2 separate regions of the Homo sapiens genome follow, and region 2 is linked to region 1. Evidence: chromatin contacts called from ENCODE Hi-C or POLR2A ChIA-PET data. All regions are on one chromosome and are shown on one strand. The core of a region is the stretch at or near the end of the contact, and the rest is flanking DNA. Distances in the headings are between cores, read along the strand shown. Region 1 holds the start of ZNF770 (zinc finger protein 770). Region 2 overlaps MEIS2 (Meis homeobox 2).

Region 1 (4,629 bases), core at 433-2,932:
AGAGGCACTGGCTCCCCAGTGGTCTACTAAATACAAGGACACTGGGTGAGGGTCAGTTGATGCAGTGCATATGAGGTAATCCTCTCACTGAAAGGAGCCCCTAACAAAAATCTCCTGCCTCTTATGGAACTTCAGAATAGGAAAGGGAGGGGAAGGTCTAGGAGTGAAAGAAGCTGGGTCAAAAATGGAGAAAAGTGTCTTAGCCACGGTCCTTCCTAGGAGGGCCTCCAAATGGAGGTACCCAGGCTAGGAAAGAAGTTATGGGATTTGCATATCTAGCAGGAGGGGCAGGGCAAGTCCTTGACTGCAACCCCCTCCAGAAAACTGCAATGCACCGGCCCATATCGAGTATGGTGTGGGAGGACAGCTTGGCCCTTGAGGCCAGTCAGGCAAAGCCTGGTAATTGTCCAATGTCAGGACTGAATGATCACACAGGATTTTGGTATAAAGCCAGATTCAATTCCTTTTGTATGTTTCTTCTTCCCTTTAATAAATGCTTTCGTGGAACACGCCTAAAAGAAAAAAATCACACACCACAACTACCTCTGATTAAAACAGGGATTGGCTACCTACAGCTCCTGTACCAAAAAGGAGCTACGGTTAATCATCCATTGTTAGCACTAAGATTGGATAACTGTTGTCACTTGCCTCCCACCACGTGGAAAAGCACTTACTGGGAGCCCTAGATTGTTAGAACCATTAGTGGCAAGTGGTGATCCTATCTCCTGTTTATGAGAGTCAGGTTAGGGATCCTCACCTCACGCACTCATGGAGCTCCAAATCCCATTTCAACCGATTTTTGTTGATAACATAAAAATAAAAAAGACTGTAATTTTTCTTATCTTAAACTGAAATAAAAGAATAGTAGATCTGCTCAGTGGTTCAATCCAGAATTTATCCTGACAAGAACAAGATACTCTACGTGAAGACTGTAAAAACTGTAAAAACTGACCTCAATAATATCCAATGTTGCCTCAAGGCTGAAAGCCTGTTGATTTTCTTGTCTTGACTAGTACCATTAAAACGATGTGAGGATTTCACGAAAGTAAGCGAACAAGAAATGAAAGACCTAAGAGAAACACACACAACTTTCAGTTGGGGAATAATCTCCGGCGGCTGCTTCTGCCCCACTCGCCCCGGGCCCATTCTCTTGGCCTTGAACCCTCACCTCTCCCTCCCAGTGGACTACACTGGACAAAGGACACTGACACACAGTCCTCGTTCTAAAGGCCCACAACCAATAATAAGCACGTAATGGTCGAGCCGAGTCCAGAAACCACAAAATCCCACGCCAGGAAAGGAAGGGTAAGGGTAAAAACTGCTTTGGCTGCAGCCAGGATGAAAACGCCACATGTGATACAACCCACAGCAACAACAAAAAAAAATCCCTCTACGCCTTCCTCTCAAATTTCTGCTCCGCGTGAGACGCACTCAATAGGTGGGGAAGTGAGAAAGCAAAAGGAGCTCAGGAACTGAGGTTGTGGAGCCCCCGTTCTTGGGTCCCCAGGCACCTTGGCGGTATTGAGGCAGGTCCGACCCTCCCTGGGGGTCGCTCCACTTCTCAGTCGGGTTTCTGAAGTCCTCCTCACGCATCTGGAGCTGGCGAGGGCCCGGGAGGCACGCACCTCAGGCCCAGGTGCCGCGAAGGCAGCGCGCGCACGTCCGCAGGGCCGGCGCGGCAACGGGCTGAGCGCGCAGGCGCGGCGCTCTGGCGCGCCCAGGGACACAGTCCGGCTGGAAACAAGCTCCCCCCAATTTCAGGGCCGTTGTCGCCTCCGGGCGGTCCGCGGGTCCCGAGCGGACTGGGACTCTGGAGACGTGCCCCCAACCCCACCGCCATTCACCCTGTCATTGCAGGGGAGAGAACAGAATAAAGACGGGTACATTTTCCATCTCACCTCTGAACCTCGGTTAGGAAAACGCTGTAGCCCTGACTAGTGGGCTCAAGGGCCGACTGGAAAAGGGCGAGTCAGCGTTCAAAGCCGATTCGGGGCAGCCCTCTCTAACGCAGAGGGCCGAGGATAAGAAGACGACAATGTGTTAGGGGCCCTCCGGGCTAGGACTGTCCTCACCACTTTGTACATTGCCAAAGTAAATATAACGTAGAGGTCAAGCGCAGGCGCTTTGTGGGCAGACATGACTGAGCTCCACTCGCGACTCCTCTAATGGCGTGCCAGCTGCGGACCTCATTAGCCCCGCCTCAATCATTCAGTATGTTTTGGTTGTCTACAGTGTACGAAGCCCTGTTCTCACAATTAGATAAAATGAGTGTGAAGTGCTCAACATAATTCCTAGTGTAGTAGGCCTTCAAAGAACTATTATCATTATTAATTACTCATATAGAATACAACTTTATGAAATGATAGGATCCCATTTTAAGATGAGGAAAATGAGGCTATCAGAGACGTTAAGGAACTTAATGTCACACAGTTAATAAACGATAGAGGTGCGATTTGAACACAGGTTGTCTAATACCAGACCTGCATTTATAACTGCTGCTTCCCAAGTTATAGATATTTCAGCATTTTATGTAGTCACAATTGAAGACCAAATATTTAGTTACAGACTAAGTTGGCATGTTATTACTGAATAAGATGCTAAGGTATCTACTAAAGATTTTAAGTGCAAAAGGCATTAGAGAAGAATTTACTGTGGATTTTTTGCAGGTTCTGATTGTAATTGTATCACCTTGAGAAAGGAGGAAATGAAAGCAGATTATCAGGCATACTTTTTTAACTCTAAGCAACTTTTTGCATTACTTTCTAAGGACCATCAGCAACAAAAATCAATGGTTTCTAATGTTGATATATTTTCCTCTACCAAAAAAATTAAAGCAGCTGAGCCAACAAAAATTCTCTGTTTTGGATGTGTTAGCATGAGGAAATGGCGAATAGGAAATGAGCTTTTGCTTCTCATGTAGGAACCCTGAAGGAGTCAGATTTGGGAGGGGTTGAAGTCTGCTTCCAACAGAAGCAGGGGTGGAGAAGGGAAAGGAAAGACTTCTGGTGTCCTAAATGCTAGTCCCAAAGTGGGGATGCTGTTTGTCCGGATAACCCTTGTAAATCTGCTCCATTCTGCAGCTACTCCTGGGAAACTTAACTCAGCCAAATAATGCAAACAATTGCATCCATCATCAGCCACATCAGCCTTAGGAGATACATCCATATCATGAGAAAACACTACCTGAAATTGGGGACCACTGGAGGGTGAGATTCGTTCTTTATCCATTACCTGCAAAACAAATTGGCCTTTGCATGGAGAGTCTGAATATATATTGAGTGTGAAAGCAGTTAGGACTTGAATAGGCTATTCTCCAAGGCCACATGCCCCATGTCATAACCTCCCCCATTTACCGTGAGAGCTATCTCAGGAGCCTTCTGGAAAAAAAAGAGAAATTAACATGAATAAGAGTAATCAAGGAAGATTTCATTGAATATGTGAAATTTGAACTAGCAGTAGTGGGTAGACTATGAATAAATAAAAAATGTGGGGGCAGGACAGAACATGGTAGGGCAGAGGTGGCAGGGTGAAGAAAAGATAGTATGAGAATGAAAAATAAAGGGGGTGCATGACATACGTTTGAATTAGTATCTTAATGCTGCAGCTTACTAGTTGTGTCCTTAGAAGTTATTTAACCTAGGCTGGGCGCGGTGGCTCACACCTGTAATCCCAGCACTTAGGGAGGCCGAGGCGGGTAGATCATGGGTCAGGAGTTCGAGACCAGCCTGGCCAACATTGTGAAACCCTGTCTCTACTAAAAATACAAAAATTAGCCGGGCGTGGTGGCACGTGCCTGTAGTCCCAGCTACTCAGGAGGCTGAGGTGGGAGGATTGCTCTAGCCCAGGAGTTAAAGGCTGTAGTGAGCCGTGTTCATGCCACTGCACTCCAGCCTGGATGACAGAGCAAGACTCTGTCTTAAATAAATAATAATAAAAATAGAAAAGATGTGCCACTGCACTCTAGCCTGGGCGACAGAGCGAGACTCTGTTTCAAAAAAAGAAAAAGAAGAAAAGACATATCAGGTACCAAGCTCTAAATATTCACTTCCAATTATATAAAGATGAAGCAGTTAGGCCCTGAACCTTAAATTAGTTTCTAGCCCAGAGGGGAAAATAACATACAAACAAGTATTAATACAATATGATAAGAGCAGATATATATAGGAGGAAAGAACATCTAAATCTGCTTGGAGGTTCCAGGTACAGATGGTCCCTGAGCTGCAGCTTCAATCAGCCATCTATCCATCCATCCGTTCTGCATATATTAAGCACTCGCTGTGTATCAAGTCCTGTTCTAGGCAAGGGGGACAGAGTAGCAGACAAAAAGTCAAAAATCCATGTCTTCATAGATTTTATATTCTACTGAAGGAGACAGACAACAGATCAAATAAGTTAAAATATATAATATGTTAAATATTAGTAAGAACTGAGGAGAAAAGCACAGAAGAGGGCTGTGAAGATTTGAGGGTGTGGGTGGGGATGCTGGCATTTTAGTAGATGGCCAGAGATGGCCTTAATGAGAAGTTCTGTGATTTTTTTTTTTTTTAATACAGAGTCTTGCTCTGTCACTCAGGCTGCAGTGCATTGGCACGATCTCAGCTCACTGCAACCTCTGCCTCCCAGGTTCAA
Region 2 (4,309 bases), core at 1,797-4,296, 2.0 Mb after region 1:
TTTCCTAACAACCTCTACGGATGCATATAATCTCATCACAATATATGAAGCATGTCCAATAAAAGGAACATTGATGGGTACTTTGGTTCAATATAGCAGCAAGATTTTATAGAGGCTGGACCAAAGCAGGTGAAATTTGATCATTAAAACATCTCCTTGTTCCTCAGTCCTTTCCCAGTGGTATGGCCATGTTAGAAACCATAGATTGCTAAGAAAGAAGTGAATGAAGAGATGCACTATTTGTTTGCAAAGAAAGCATGCTTCCGTTTTTATCACTAACTGAACCTCAGAATCTAATCATGCATCCTATTCATAGGCCTGTTACAAAGTAGTCCACAGGTGACGTGTGCCCACAAAAAGGTCCCATGAATTTCACTGAGAAAATGTTACAATTCTTCCCCTATTTTGCATAGGTTCTACCTTACCACACTTTGCTTGTTTGTGTGTATACATGCATGTGTGTGCATCTATATACGGCCTATTTTACATATATTTGTAATATCAATATGCTACCTAGGGTACTACTATATGGCCATTTTTGCCAGCATGCTAGTTAAGATTGCCCTAATGTGTACAAATTCAATTACATTAAATTCTTTATTAGAATATCTTTAAATAATTTACTATAAATCTAATTTGGATTTGCAAGTCATTGACTATATTTTTCAGGTGTACATATGAAAGGTTAGAATAATATTTTTTCAATGTGGCTTTTTTTGGCACTTTAGGTATATATTACAGTATATAAATTTGTCTACCAATGTTTACCTCCTGCAAATGCATATTTCAATCTCAGTGACCCTAAAAGCTTGACAGTATTTGGGTTTTAAAAGGCATGAAATTATTTAAACAGAAAAAAAGAAGGATGAGTTCTGGAGGAGGGGACCACACAAGAACGCAAGTCAAAATGTTGATTCTTCTTCCCTAGGACTCTAGAGGTAGTGATGAGAGAAAGGAAACTGGCTTGGAAGATTTCATGGAGTCCAGGAGAATCCTTCCACTGAGAGTGCCAGATGGCACCTTACAGCAAAGCTCAGCCTGGATGTGAGAATAAGGCCTGAAGAAACGAGAGAGAAAGGATCTTACTTCTGAGGAACACAGAAGAGCAGAAGAGAGGAGAGGAAAAAAGATGATTTTAAGGCCAGGCACCGTGGCTCACACCTGTAATCCCAGCACTTTAGGAGGCCGAGGTGGATGGATCACCTGAAGTCAGAAGTTCAAGACTAGCCTGACCAACATGGTGAAACCCCGTCTCTACTAAACATACAAAAAATTAGCTGGGCATGGTGGTGGGCGCCTGTAATCCCAGCTACTCCAGAGACTGAGGCAGGAGAATCACTTGAACCCAGGAGGCAGAGATTGCAGTCAGCCGAGGTCACGCCTTTGTACTCCAGCCTGGGCAACAAGAGCAAAACTCCAACTCAAAAAAAAAAATTATATATATATATAATATTGCTAATATATTACATATATATATAATACATATATATATTCTAGGAGGAACTCAAACAGCTCAATGAATTCAGAGCTTTGGCAATGAAATAAAATTAACAACTACCACTCCTTATAACAACTTCTGGGTTAAGCAAAATAGAAATGACTATACCCATTTTACAACTGAAGAAACTGAAGCTCAGAGAGGTGAAACAACTTGTCCATTTAACCTGGTTTCTTAACTGGACTAACCTGGGACTGATATTCCTGGCTTACTCCTCTTTCCAGTATAAGCAGGCCACCTTACAGTATACTTGTGACAGTAGAGACAACATTTCTGTAACTTCACACTTGAGCATACAAAATCTCCACTTGGTGAAGAATCTCAGGGAGGAAGATATGGGCAAGAACCCAGGGAAACAAAGTATCTAGAGACTTAATGGCAAGATGAAATTTTGGAGGCTTTGAGTGGTGGTGGTAGAATGTTAACAATAGCAGAACACCAGGAAGCCTGTTTAAGGGTGCTTTGGGTCCATTTTGTCACATTGCTTCACAAACTACTGTGATCTATTGCAAAGAACTTCTTAAACCCACTGCTTAGATATATGTGAAGCGTAGACCCAGTTACAAGACACAAAACCACAAGACCTTTATCTGCACTTCAAAGTCAGCACAAAAACAAGGGTCGATTATCTCCCAAATTGCCAAACTAATTCTCAAAGCCCAAATGCTTCCAATCCTAAGTGTGGATGCAGTACTATATCTGAGAAAAGAGAATGACTGTGTGGGGAAATGACATCATAACACCAAGATGATTGAGCCACAAATGGAAAAATGAGCTCTTCCCAAAAGAGAGAAAACAACTGATAAAATAGTGCCAAGGTTTGCCTAAAGAGACAAGAGAGAACATCTAAGAATGGGGGATAAAAATCTACATATGTTGTTTTGGTGTCTGACACAATCATCCTAAACCAAATGCATTTTGATTTGAACTTAATTCTGGAATTTTTTATTGTTTAGACCCAAGAGATTTCAATGGCTGATGACGGCACTCAGGCAGGTTTCCTGGACCATCCAATCAGAAGTCCTCTCAAGTTTGGTAACACAAAGTCCAGCTTCAGAGCACAGGTTACTTCAATTATCGTCTCCAACTGTCACTAGGTAACACTCAAAAGTTCTCTAAATGCCAAACAGGAAAGGGCCTTAGGGGGCATTCCTCAACGGATCACTCCCTTCAGGCACTTAGGTCATAGGTCTAAGGGTTTTTTTTTTTTTTTGCTCCTTATCAGCACCATAGATTTTTAACTATGGACCTGAACAGATTGGGATAAAAGGAAACACAACTGTACCACCAAACTCTCATTCTTTTTAATCATAAAAGTACTTAATTCAGAAACTTTAGGGGAAACAAATTCTTTTCTTTCCCAGAATCAGAATTGCACTGACATTGTGGCCCAACATGTGACTTGAGCTCAAGTATACACTAAAGTGAAAAGCTATTGTCAATATTTAGCGGAACGCTATGCCATGTCGGAGGCAGTATCAGCTTCCTAATACCAAAAGAAAATTCACGTATCACAGGGCTACTGAGAAGAAGTAACGTGCAGCCCCAGAGGGCACAGATTTCTGCTTTATGTAAATCAGAGCCTGTCACGGCATGCATGATTCACTGCTCAGGGTGTACTCTCCTGTGACGAATGAGTCCCGCTTAATTTGGCAGTGATTATGCGGGTTGCTGGCCCTCTAAACCCCTTTGAACTTGTAATTGCTGCTGGTTTAAATAATGAACATTAAGGGGAGTTGAATTCATAAAACTGTAGATAATTACATTTTTTTTCTTTTCCCCCTTTGTTTTGGTGCAGGAGTATATCCACACACACACACATGCACACACACACACAAACACACTTCTAAGGCCACCGATCACTGTATCATGCCAGGATGTTATCGAAATAAACTGCAGTCTTGTTCCAGGGTTGGTCAGGGAGGGCAGATTTGAGGTGGGGGAAGTGTGGGGTGGGTGGCAGGGGGAGCATCTGGGAGCTGTGCAAGAGGAAGATCAGAAAGGCCTGGATGCTCTAGGAAAGGAGGAGCAATGGCACTCATGAATATTCATAGCTAGTCACATCTGTAGCAGGCTTGCTTTCTACCTTTTTTTTCCCCCTGTGCAGTGCAACATAGAGCACCAGTGCAAACAAAAGGAGGGAATTTTGCAGCTTCACGAGGCTCTAGATATCCTCGTGGTGGTGAACTTTCTCCATGCTTTTACATTCTACATATGGATTTTTAAAGTATATAGTAGGAGATGTGTATATCCTTTCTTTCTATAACGAAAGAAAACCATCCTGTCCCCACATTTATGAAGTGGAAGAAATCACACACTCCCACAGCACATGGATGACTCAAAGCCAGTCCTCCTTTCCCCCTTCTTTCCCCAACCATTGGTAAAAATCACCCAGTATTCTTTGATCCAGGAAAAAACAAATTTTGATTTTATTTGGAGAAAAATGAAACGTTACTGATGGGAGGGGGCAGAATCCAAAGTTAGCCAAGTCAGCTAGCTCTTCCCCTCCCTGAAACAACAAAGAATGAATGATAAATTTAGCAGCCTCATGTTCAGTTTTCAAACAACACTGCTGAGATTTATAGCTTCACTGCTCCCATGGCAAACTAAGCTGCACACAGAAAGCTATCTGTTTTTGATTTCACTCTGTTTTCTCCAGTTTTTGTTCTTTTTTCTATTTGCAGTGTTTTTTTTTTTTAACTCTACATTTTCTTTTTCCTGGTGTGAGTCGAATATCAAAGGCTAGTGCTGTTGGTAAGCCTCCAGTTTGCGAGAGCCACTCAATGAGATGTTATTAAACCTGCGTCACAA

What was found. Hi-C counts contacts between places; a loop is a spot of excess contacts on that map. ChIA-PET counts read pairs that join two places held with the same protein, here RNA polymerase II (POLR2A). Pooled maps may share reads with other maps.
Region 2: a pooled map shows a loop between it and region 1 (5-fold over the local background). The contact joins the enhancer-like site here to the promoter of ZNF770 in region 1. A Hi-C loop is called at or near these places in 2 of 50 pooled maps. POLR2A ChIA-PET finds 5 or more read pairs at or near these places in 2 of 52 experiments (A549 and Caco-2).

Annotation. Positions count from the first base shown.
Region 1 is chr15:34,986,605-34,991,233 of GRCh38, forward strand. It overlaps ZNF770 (zinc finger protein 770), which reads right to left and starts at 1,683. Exons shown (of 3, transcript NM_014106.4): 1 at 1,512-1,683; 2 at 953-1,069. LOC105370764 (a long non-coding RNA gene) reads left to right here and starts at 1,754. Exons shown (of 5, transcript NR_188212.1): 1 at 1,754-1,880; 2 at 3,081-3,206. RefSeq lists enhancers at 182-241, 322-371, 1,778-1,867.
Region 2 is chr15:37,012,150-37,016,458 of GRCh38, forward strand. The region is part of intron 8 of MEIS2 (Meis homeobox 2); the gene reads right to left. Among named protein-coding and RNA genes, the nearest start is that of MIR8063, 41 kb to the left of the region's middle. Within about 2 kb of position 3,047, at least 8 of the 41 ENCODE cell types and tissues checked have a DNase peak (open chromatin) inside an H3K27ac peak, as active enhancers do.